Linked DNA regions of Homo sapiens: region 2 is linked to region 1. The links are chromatin contacts, found by Hi-C or POLR2A ChIA-PET in ENCODE. All regions are on one chromosome and are shown on one strand. Each heading gives the region's core, a stretch centred on a gene start or an enhancer-like site at or near the end of the contact. The rest is flanking DNA. Distances are from core to core; before and after follow the strand shown. Region 1 has its middle 34 kb from the start of SRRM3. Region 2 overlaps YWHAG (tyrosine 3-monooxygenase/tryptophan 5-monooxygenase activation protein gamma).

Region 1 (5,701 bases), core at 660-3,159:
AAGGGAAAGTGTTATGGTAGCCCCAAGACTAAAAAGAGGCAGCAGAGGGAGCAGGACAGTGCTCCCAGGTAACTCATGCCGCTGCCTGAGTGAGGTGAGGGAAGAGTGCACCCACTGACGTCAGGGGGCAGAGAGGCGCGCTTCCAGGGCGGCTTTTCCCCTCGCTTCTTGCCATTTTACTCTGATCCCCTCCAGGTGAGCCTGCCCACTTTGGGCCCAGGGTTGCCGCTGGGGCCTGTACCCAAAAGCAGCCCCCCGTGGCCATGGCCCCAGGAGTGGGGCAGAGCAGGGAGGAGTCCTGGACCGAGGAGACGCAGGGGCAGGAAGGAATGGGCCTCAAACTCCAGGAGGGGGCCCTTCTCATGGGTCCTGCTTTCTGGCCTCTCCTCTCTTACCCCTGGGCTGATCACCCTGGGAAGAACTAAGCCAAGGTTTCTCACCCTCAGGTCCGAGGGGTTCAATTAACGGGCCCTTAGGGAGGTGCGAGCCTCCTGAAACGATGCAAGGTGCCTGGCCTAATTTTTATATTTTTAGTAGAGATGGGGTTTCACCATATTGGCCAGGCTGGTCTCGAGTTCCTGACTTCAAGTGATCGGAATGCCTCGGGCACACAAAATGTTGGAATTACAGGCGTGAGCCAACGCGCCCGGCCAGCCCTATTTATTTAAGCCTATACATTTTGCACTTGTTAAAAGTATTTGAACATACAATTACCATGTTTTCTTTAAGCGGTCCCTCCCTGTTGCACACTTGGATAGTTTATTTTTTTAGACAAGGTTTACTTCAGTCTCGCAGGATAGAGTGCTGTGATGGGATCATAGCTCATTGCAGCCTTGAACCTTGGGGTTCAAGTATCTGGGAAGCTGAGGAGGGACTACAGAGATGGAGTCGCGCCATGTTGCCCAGGCCGCTCTTTAACTCCTGGCCTGAAGGGATCCTTCCGCCTCGGCGGAGCCCGGACATAGTTTTCTAGTTTTGACCCACAGAAACACTGTGCTGGGTCGGAGTTTGTCAACTACCCTTCTCCAGCCAGCAACACACAGAACATGGCGGGGAAGTCACGGTCACCAGGCTCCAAACCGAGGAGAAAACAGCCCAGCTCCAGGCACTGTAGCGTCACTGTGACATCGCCGAAGGCCGGCGCTATTACGTCGCCGGAAGGCCCGCGCCTGTGACGTCAGCGGAGGCGCGCCCCTTCTGTAGAACCAATCGGAACTCGAGGCGCGGCGGCTGGGTATTCCAGGAGAGCGCATGCGCAGACGCGTGGCCACAGACTGCCGGTCAGTGTCAGTAGGCGGCGGGTTAGTGTCCGCAGGCTCCGACTCGGCCGCCGACACCAATAAGCTACAAGGACGAGCTTTACCACTGCCTGTACTACTGCTACCTGCGCGACTTCCCAGCCTGCGGCGTAGGGCGCAGCAAGGGCCTGACGCTGAGCGAGTAGGCGCTGCGCACCAAGCGGCTGTGGCCCGGAGGGCACTGTCGGGCAGAAGCTCCTCAGTGGCCACCACAAGCCCGCTAGCTCCGGCTACAGCCCTTGCCGCACACTCGCGTCACCTGAGCCTGTGTAGGTGCGCCCCCCCAACTCCTCCCCCAGCCAGGTCCCGGGGACACCGGCAGCGTCCCCCACCGCCCGGCGCCGCTCATTCTGGGCAGGATCGGCCCCGTCTGAGGCTACACCGCATTAGGGAGCTGCACCCCTCGGCTTGACCTCTCATGGCCTTTGCAACAACATCAAAGCCTTTGGAACTTTGTAGGGGGTACGAGGGGCTAGGAAACCAAGAAAACATCTCTTTAAAAATATAAGCGATCGGGCCGGGCACGGTGGCTCACGCCTTTAATCCCAGCACTTTGGGAGGCCGAGACAGGTGGATCACGAGGTCGGAAATTCAAGACCATCCTGGCCAGCATGGTGAATGCCGTCTATACTAAAAATAAAAAATTAGCCGGGCGTGGTGGCGGGCACATGTAATACCAGCTATTCGGGAGGCTGAGGCAGAGGCAGAGAATTGCTTGAACCCGGGGGGCGGCGGCTGCAGTGAGCCGAGATCGCGCCACTGCACTCCAGCCTGGGCGACAGACCGAGACTCCAACTAAAAAAAAAAAAATATATATATATATATATATATATATATATATATATTTGGAGCCCGGGAGGTTGAGGTTACCGTGAGCTGAGATTACGCCACTGCACTTCAGCCTGGGTGACAGAGGGAGACCATGTCTCTAAAAAAAATTACATGTGAGTGAGAGCTTTTCTTCCAGTGCTCATGCTCAGACTGAAGAAAGTAATTGGGCCGGCCTGGTAACTCACGCCCTTAATCCTAGCACTTTGGGAGGCCGAGGTGGGCAGATCCCTTGAGCTCAGGCGTTCCAGACTAGCTTGAGCAACATGGTGAAATTCGGTCTCTACAAAAATACAAAAAATTAGCTGGGCGTCGTGGTGGGCGCCTGTAGTCCCAGCTACTCAGGAGGCTGAGGCAGGAGAATGGTGTGAACCCGGGAGGCAGAGCTTGCAGTGAGCCGAGATCGCGCCATTGCACTCCAGCCTGGGCGACAGAGTGAGACTCCATCTCAAAAAAAAGAAAATGGAAACTTTTGCCAGTGATTCCCTTCCTTCAAACTAATGATAAGGAAATGACGCTGTTCTGTTTTGTTTTCTTTTTGCATGTTTTTTTTTCTTTTTTGAGAGAGGGTCTTGCTCTGTTGCCCAGGCTGGAGTGAGGTGGCGCAATCATGGCTCACTGCAGCCTCGACCTCCCAGACTCAAGCAATCCTTTCCCCAGCCTCCCAAGTAGCTGAGACTGCAGGTGTTTACTACCACAGTTGGCTAATTTTTGTATTTTTTGTAGAGACAGGGTTTCACCATGTTGCCCAGGGTGGTCTCAAACTCCTGGGCTCAGCTATCCTCTACCCTCGGCCTCCCAAAGTGCTGGGATTACAGGCGTGAGCCACTGTACCTGGCTGATGCTGTTCTTTTCAAATGCATATTTACTTTTTTTTTTTTTTTTTTTTTTTTTGAGATGGAGTCTCACTCTGTCTCCCCAGCTGGAGTGCAGTGGTGCAATCTTGGCTCACTGCAGCCTGGTCTTGAACTCCTGACCTCAGATGATCCACATGCCTTGGCATCCCAAATTGCTGGGATTACAGGTGTGATCCACCACACGTGACGATTTTGCTCATTTTAGATACTAGAACTTGTTAATTAAAAAAATATATATATTTTTTGAGCTGGAGTGCAGTGGCATGATCTCGGCTCACTGCCACCTCCGCCTCCTGGGTTCAAGTGATTCTCCTGCCTCAGCCTCTCGAGTAGCTGGGACTACAGGCACATGCCACCATGCCCAGCTAATTTTTGTATTTTTAGTAGAGACAGGGTTTCGCCATGTTGGCCAGGATGGTCTTGATCTCTTGACCTCATGATCCACCTGCCTCGGCCTCCCAAAATGCATGAGCCACTGCGCCCAGCCAAAAAAAAATTTTTTTTTGAGGCAAAATCTCACTCTGTCATGCAGGCTGGAGTACAGTGGCACAGTCACAGCTCACTGCAGCCTCGACTTCCTTGACTCAGGTGATTCTCCCACCATAGTCTCCAAGTATCTGGGACTACAGGTACACGCCAGCACACCTGGCTAATTTTTGTTTGTTTGTTTGTTTTTTGAGATAGAGTCTCACTCTGTTGCCCAGGCTAGAGTGCAGTGGCGTGACCTCGGCTCACTGCAAGCTCTGCCTCCTGGGTTCATGCCATTCTCCTGCCTCCACCTCCTGAGTAGCTGGGACTACAGGTGCCTGTCACCACGTCTGGCTAAATTTTTTGTATTTTTAATAGAGACAGGGTTTCACCGTATTAGCCAGGATGGTCTTGATCTCCTGACCTCATGATCTGCCCGCCTCAGCCTCCCAAAGTCCTGGGATTACAGGCATGAGCCACCGCGTCCAGCCCACACCCAGCTAATTTTTTTTTTTGTATTTTGTAGAGAAGGTGTTTTGCCATATTGCCCAGGCTGGTCTCAAACTCCTGGGCTTCAAGCGATCTTCCAGCCTCAGCCTCCTGAAGTGCTAGGATTACAGGCATGAGTCACTGCTCCCAGCCTTTTTAATTCAATTTAAATTATAAATGTGATCGCTATAGAAAATATGTGTATTATTTATCTGCTGCTATGTAACAAATTACTCCAGACCTAGTGGCTTAAAATAAATACTTAGGGCCAGGCACAGTGGCTCATGCCTGTAATCCCAATACTTTGGGAGGCCGAGGTGGGCAGATGGCTTGAGTCCAGCAGTTTAAGATCAGCCTGGGCAACATAGTAAGACTCCATCCCTACAGAAAATGCAAACATTAGCCAGGCGTGGTGGTGCACACCTGTGGTCCCAGCTACTCAGGAGGCTGATGGGGGAGAATCACTTGAGCCCGGGAGGAAGAGGTTACAGTGAGCCAAGATCACAACACCGCACTCCAGCCTGGGTGACAGAGTGAGACTCTGTCTCAAAAATAAATAAATAAATAAATAAATAAATAAATAAATAAAATACTTACTTAGGATCTCCATTTCTGTGGGTCAGGAATTCAGGAGTGGCATAGCTGGGTCATTTGGGCTCAGGGTGTCTCATGACATTGCACTCAAGCTGTCCACTGAGACTGCAGTCACCTAAAGCCTGTTTCCAAGATGGCTCCCTCATGTGACTGCTGACAGGAGGCCTCAGTTCCTGTTACATGAGCCTCTCTACAGGCTGCTTAGGTGTCATGGTGTGACAGCTGGCTTTCCCAAGTGAGTAATCAAAGAGTGAGCAAGGAGGAAGCCACAGTACCTTTTATGATGTAGTTTGCAAAGTTGCAAGCCATCACTTTTGCTTTTTCCTATCTGTCAGAAGGGAATCACGTAACCCAGCTCACATTCAAGGGGATAGGGACTGGGCTCTGCCGTTGAAGAGGGTATCAGAGAATTTGGGCACATATTTTAAATGACCATACTATGTTTAATTATTGCAAGTACGGTCACTGTAGAAAAATTGGAAAATAGGGACAAGCAAAAAAAAAAGTCACTTGTAATTCCATGAATCAATGGATAACATTACTAGTTGGGTGTATATAATTCCAATATTCAAAATATATATTTTCTCAAAATATAAACACACTATATATACTGTCGTGTAATCTGCTCTTTCACCTAATGTATTGACTATATTATAAAAAATACCTTTCATTTTCATGTCAAATATTCTTTCCTTTTTTTTTTTTTGAGACGGAGCTTCATTCTTGTCACCCAGGCTAGAGTGCACTGGTGCGATCTCTGCTCACTGCAACCTCTGCCTCACGAGTTGAAGCGATTCTGCTGCCTCAGCCTCCCTAGTAGCTGGGATTACAAGCATGAGCCACCATGTCGAGCTAATTTTTTTTTTTTTTTGAGACGGAGTCACTCTGTCACCCAGGCTGGAGTGCAGAGGTGCAATCTCGGCTCACTGCAAGCTCTGCCTCCTGGGTTCATGCCATTCTCCTGCCTCAGCCTCCCGAGTAACTGGGACTACAGGTGCCCGCCACTACACCTGGCTAATTTTTTGTATTTTTTAGTAAAGACAGGGTTTCACCGTGTTAGCCAGGATGGTCTTGATCTCCTGACCTCATGATCCACCCGCCTCGGCCTCCCAAAGTGCTGGGATTACAGGTGTGAGCCACCAAGCCCGGCCGAGCTAATTTTTTTTG
Region 2 (5,701 bases), core at 1,392-3,891, 170 kb after region 1:
GAGCCACTGCACTCCAGCCTGGGCAACAGAGCGATCTGTCCGCACCCCCACCACACCCCCCAAAAAAAAGTTATGAATGCAACTTTGCATTTTTAATCTTCTTAAATAACTCCTCGGGGCTCAAGCAATCAATCCTCCTGCCTCAACCTGGAACTACAGGCATGCACCACCTCACCCAACACATTGATTTAATAAAACTGAAAATCTCTACAAAGAACTGAAGTTTACATCCAAAAAATAAGCCAGGAGAGATGAACAGGCAGAGCACACAGGACTTTCAGGGCAATGAAACTACACTGTGTGATATTCAGGTGGTGGCTACATGCCTCTATAAACTTGTCCAACTCCACAGAATGTAGATCACCAAGAGTGAGCTCTACTGTAAACTGTGGACCTTGGGTGATAATGTTTCATTAATTGCAGTTTAAGTGTACCCCTCTGGTGGGGGCTGCTGAGGGAAGAAGGCTGTGCTTGTGTGGGGCAGGGGGTATATGGGAACTCCATTAAATTTTACTGTGAATCCAAAACTGCTCTAAGAAAGTCTGGCTTTTTTTTTTTTTTTTTTTTCTGAGACAGAGTTTCACTCTGTCACCCAGGCTGGAGTGTGATGGCACGATCTAGGCTCACTGCACCCTCTACTTCCGGGTTCAAGTGATTCTCGTGCCTCAGCCTCCAAAGTAGCTGGGATTACAGGCACCCACCACCACGCCTGGCTAAATTTTTGTATTTTTAGTAGAGACAGGGTTTCACCACGTTGGCCAGGCTGGTCTCGAACTCCTGACCTCAGGTGATCCACCCGCCTCGGCCTCCCAAAGTGCTGGGATTACAGGCGTGAGCCACGGTGCCCGGTCTTTTTTTTTTTTTTTTTTCAACCTAGCAAGTGCTAGGTATGAGACTTGGCTCCATCTTACATTTTCTGTCCTCCTAGAATTTGAGAATATTGTCACCTGAAAGGGCCAAGGGCCATGAAAAAGAGAAATGCAGTGAGTGCTAAATAGAAACAGAAAGAATGAGATGACCAAGTGCAGGATGTGCGCTGCTGTCCATGTTAAGGATACACCATGCAGACAGTGGATAAACCACTGCAAACGGATGGGACACGGTTCTCCTTCATCACAACTCGTTCGAAAGACAACCTATGTTTACTAAGTAATCAACTAAACACTGAAAATAACCTTATGTATCTGAAATAACACGCCTCAAACATGAACTCCCTTCTGTGCAGAAGAGTTAACATAATAGGCTTCAGTCTGCTGTCTTTCGAAAGGCCTGCTTACAAGGCTGGTCTCTGGCTGGCATCTGAGAACTTGGATTTAGGGAGGGTTCCCACCATTCCCTGATAAAGATGGCTCACTGTTGCCAATCTGTTGGTACAAACGATCTGGTTTATATTAAACCTGTTTTCCTTCTGGGAATCTGGATTTGGACATGTGCTAGGCAGGCAGAGGGTACTTAAGTGACCAGCCCCCAGCTGCTCTCTAACAAGACCCCTGGTAGACAGCATTTCTCACATATTGTCACAGCTTGGAATAATGATGCGTATCCCGTGTGATTTCCCTGGGAGAGGACTCTTGAAAGCTTGCGCCTGGCTTCCTCTGATTTTCATCTCCTGCGCCTCTTCCCTTTGCTAATTTTTTTTTTTTTTTTTGAGATGTAGTCTCCCTCTGCCACCCAGGCTGGAGTGCAGTGGTGTGATCTCGGCTCACTGTGGCCTCTGCCTCCTAGGTTCAAGTGATTCTCCTGCCTCAGCCTCCCGAGTAGCTGGGTCTACAGGCGCCCACCACCACACCCAGCTAAACTTTCTATTTTTAGTAGAGACGGGGTTTCACCATGTTTGGCCAGGCTGGTCTTGAACTCCTGAGCTCAAGTGATCCGCCCGCCTCAGCCTCCCAAAGTGCTGGGATTACCGGCATGAGCCACTGTGCCCGACCCCATTTGCTGATTGAGCTTTGCATACTTCCCAGTAAAAAACTGCAGCCATGAGTACAAGTATTTGCTGAGTCCCAGTACATCACCAAGCCTGGAGGCAGTCTTGGGGACTCTCAACACACATTCATTCCAGAAAACTTGATACATGTTTTATAAGTCCGGTGACCAGGGAAAAGATGATTAATGGCCACTACTTATCAAATAATTAATTCATCAAGCATCCATGGACCATCTAGTATATACATCACATTGTATCACAACGTGAAGACACAAAACACTAGTGGGATGTACTCAAGGTACTCAGTCTACACGGAGAAAATACAACTTATTCACATTGGAGTATCAGTCACAGAGGTATTCTTAACATAGCAAACTGCATGGAAACTTGGAGAAAATTTTAATTAGGAACTAACAACTTTAGTTGGGTTTTTCCAGCAGCGATCACCCTGGCTAAAAATTGTGCAGAGGGAAACATTCATTCGAGGAAGAGGAACAGCCTCAGAGTCGTGAAATTTCTACCCAAGGCCAAGCCAAGGTCTCACAGATGAGAGGAGAGCTGGGTGAGGGCCTGGGTTTGGCTGACAGCGCCAAGTCCCACTCCACAAGGTGGGTATTACACTCGCTTTACAGGTGTGACTCAGAGAAATAACATGACTTTTCCCCAGAGTCACCTCATTAACACTCCACAGAGCAGAAAAAACTCCAGCCCTCAGGCTGCAAATCTTGTGCTCTTTTTCTATGCTAAGAGTCTCTGATGATGTAACTTCTGCAACACCACAGAGAACCAGCTAATTTCTCTAATACATGAAAACCTCCAGAGAATTTCTAAGATCAATCTTAGAAACAGAAAATCTCAGTAACAGAAAAATGGAAAAAAGGAACGGAGAAAAGGAAAACAATAGGAAAAATGCTCAACCTCATTCATTCTGTGAATTGTTCTCTGATCACAATGCCAAGGCTTCATTGTGAAGGTGACGGTGTGGGTAACAGGCACGTATCCACTGGTCATGTGCATATGACAGAATTCTAGTTGGCACTAAAAATCACCTGTGCATTCACACGACATTTCTAGAAGGGTCTCAAAACCAGACTGGCTGGGAAGCAGTCAAGGTTGATTAGGTTGAATTTTGTACCGATGACTAGTAGTACTTATTCCAACAAACCCTCTCCACAATTTACCCTGTTATTCATACCTACAATTGAAGCTTAAAGCCAATCTTGAAAGCCAAGTTTTCAGAAAAGCCCAAAGCCAGTAATTTTATATAAACAGTTTATGGATGTATACAACAAACTCAAACCACACTTCTTTGCTTTCTGTGTGTTTTAACTTAGTTGTATAAAAATAATGGTAATAGGCTGGGCGCGGTGGCTCACGCCTGTAATCCCAGCACTTTGGGAGGCCAAGGTGGGCGGATCACCTGAGGTCAGGAGTTCAAGACTAGACTGGCCAATATGGTGAAACCCCATCTCTACTAAAAATACAAAAATTAGCTGGGCATGGTGACGCACACCTGTAATCCCAGCTACTCGGGAGGCGGAGACAGGAGAACTGCTTGAACCCGGGAGGCAGAGGTTGCAGTGAGCCAAGATCACACCACTGCCCTCTAGCCTGGGCAACAGAGCAAGATTACATCTCAAAAAATACATATAAAAATAATAGTAATAATAATGTATAAAAATGATAAAGATACAATGAAGAACAAAGGATACCTTTATACGGTTAGTAATAACATACAGAATACATTCTATACTGTTGACCCTTGGACAACACAGGTTTGAACTGCACAAATCCACTTAAATGTGAATTTTCCTCCACCTCTGCCACTCCTGAGACAGCAAGCCCAATCCTCTTTATCCTCCTGCTCAGCCTATTCAACACGAAGACCGTAAGGATGAAGACTTTTACAATGACCCACTTCCACTTAATGAAGAGTAAATACAGTTTCTCTTATGCTTTTCTTAATAATATTTTCTGCCAAGTGCGGCGGCTCACACCTGTAATCCCAGCACTCTGGAAGGCCAAGGCGGGTGAATTGCCTGAGCTCAGGAGTTCGAGACCAGGCTGGCCAACACGGTGAAACCCCGTCTCTACTAAAATACAAAAAATTAGCCAGGTGTGGTGGCACACACCTGTAATCCCAGCTACTCGGGAGGCTGAGACAGGAGAATTGCTTGAACCTGGGAGGCGGACATTGCAGTGAGCCAAGATCATGCCATTGCACTCCTGCCTGGGCGACACAGCGAGACTCCATCTCAGAAAACAAAACAAAACACACACATACACACACAAACAAAAAACAAACAAAAAGGTTACACATGGGATTTGATTGTGCCCCTAACTCACACATTGTGCAAGGGGCAACTGTATGGATCAGCCCCGTTTCACTAACAATCAATTCTAGTATTTTTCCAGTTTATTCTCTACAAATATAACCTATGGTTTCCAAATATCACCTGTCCTTTCCCATAGTTACAATTTCCTATACTTGAATCATATACTACCTGGACAAGGCCAATGCCAATAATGCTTATGAGCATTTTTTTGTTTTGTTTTGAATTCAATGGAACTATTTCCAGTGGTTTCATTCTTAAATGTCAGCTCTTGGTTTAATTGTATTTTTCTCTATCATGTTAAGAAAGTATCCATTTAGTCCATATTTTTCTAATAAACTTTTGTGATCAGAAATGGATTTTTCAACAAAATTCTAACTCCTCGCCCTCCGGACAATCATTTATGATTAAGTATCATTATTCCTAATTTAAAGAAAATTAAGGCTCAGCGCTGAAGAACAGAACTCAAATACACTGGCTCCAAATCCCACATGCTTTCCACTATACCAGTAGTTCTTAACCAAGGAGGGAGGCTTTTTATAATAATCTCTCCTCAAGCAGCCCTACCCCTTGCCAGTTCAGATGGGAACCATGCATATCTATTTCTCTAGGTTAAGAATTGTAGCAGTTTCTCAAAATGTTTTGTTAGCAGCATTATGACTCAGCAATTCCACTCCCAGATATACACAAGAGAAATAAAAACATAAGTCCATACAAAATTCTTTTTTTTGAGACAGGATCTCACTCTGTCACCCAGGCTGGAGTGCAGTAGTATGATCAGGGCCCACTGCAGCCTCGGGCTCAAGCAATCCTTCTGCCTGAGCCTAGCCTCCCAAGTAGCTGGGACTACAGGCATGTGCCACCAAAGTGATCCTCCCGCCCCTCCCCAGCCCCCTAAAGTGCAGGGGAAGCCACCGCACCTGGCCCATACAGAATCTTGTACAGGGGCTGGGAGGGTTGGCTCATGCCTGTAATCCCAGCACTTTAGGAGGCTGAAGCTGGCAGATCACTTGAGGTCAGGAGTTTGAGACCAGCCTGGGCAACATGGTGAAACCCCATCTCTAACTAAAAATAACTAAAAATACAAAAATGAGCCGGGCATGGTGGCTCGCACCTGTAATCCCAGCTACTCAGGAGGCTGAGACACGAGAATCACTTGAACCCAGGAGGCGGAGGCTGTAGTGAGCTGAGGTGGCGCCACTGCACTCCAGCCTGGGTGACAGGACAAGACTCTTGCCTCAAAAAAAAAAAAAAAAAAAAAAAAAAGAGAAATCTTGTAATGTTCACAGCAACGTTAGTCCTAAGAGCCAAAAGGTGGAAACAATGCAAATGTACATCAAATGAGGAACGGCTGAACAAAACGTAGTGTGATCTATGTAATGGAATATTATTTAGACAGACAAATGATGCACTGATAACATGCTACACCGATGATCTCGAA

What was found. A loop is a pair of places that touch in the nucleus more often than their neighbours do. ChIA-PET counts read pairs that join two places held with the same protein, here RNA polymerase II (POLR2A). Pooled maps may share reads with other maps.
Region 2: POLR2A ChIA-PET joins it to region 1 with 12 read pairs in B cell. The contact joins two enhancer-like sites. A Hi-C loop is called at or near these places in 3 of 50 pooled maps. POLR2A ChIA-PET finds 5 or more read pairs at or near these places in 4 of 52 experiments (B cell, activated CD8-positive, alpha-beta memory T cell, activated T-cell and 1 more).

The regions. Positions count from the first base shown.
Region 1 is chr7:76,165,447-76,171,147 of GRCh38, forward strand. No RefSeq gene overlaps it. Among named protein-coding and RNA genes, the nearest start is that of SRRM3, 34 kb to the right of the region's middle. Within about 2 kb of position 1,910, at least 2 of the 41 ENCODE cell types and tissues checked have a DNase peak (open chromatin) inside an H3K27ac peak, as active enhancers do.
Region 2 is chr7:76,335,905-76,341,605 of GRCh38, forward strand. The region is part of intron 1 of YWHAG (tyrosine 3-monooxygenase/tryptophan 5-monooxygenase activation protein gamma); the gene reads right to left. Among named protein-coding and RNA genes, the nearest start is that of YWHAG, 20 kb to the right of the region's middle. Within about 2 kb of position 2,642, at least 3 of the 41 ENCODE cell types and tissues checked have a DNase peak (open chromatin) inside an H3K27ac peak, as active enhancers do.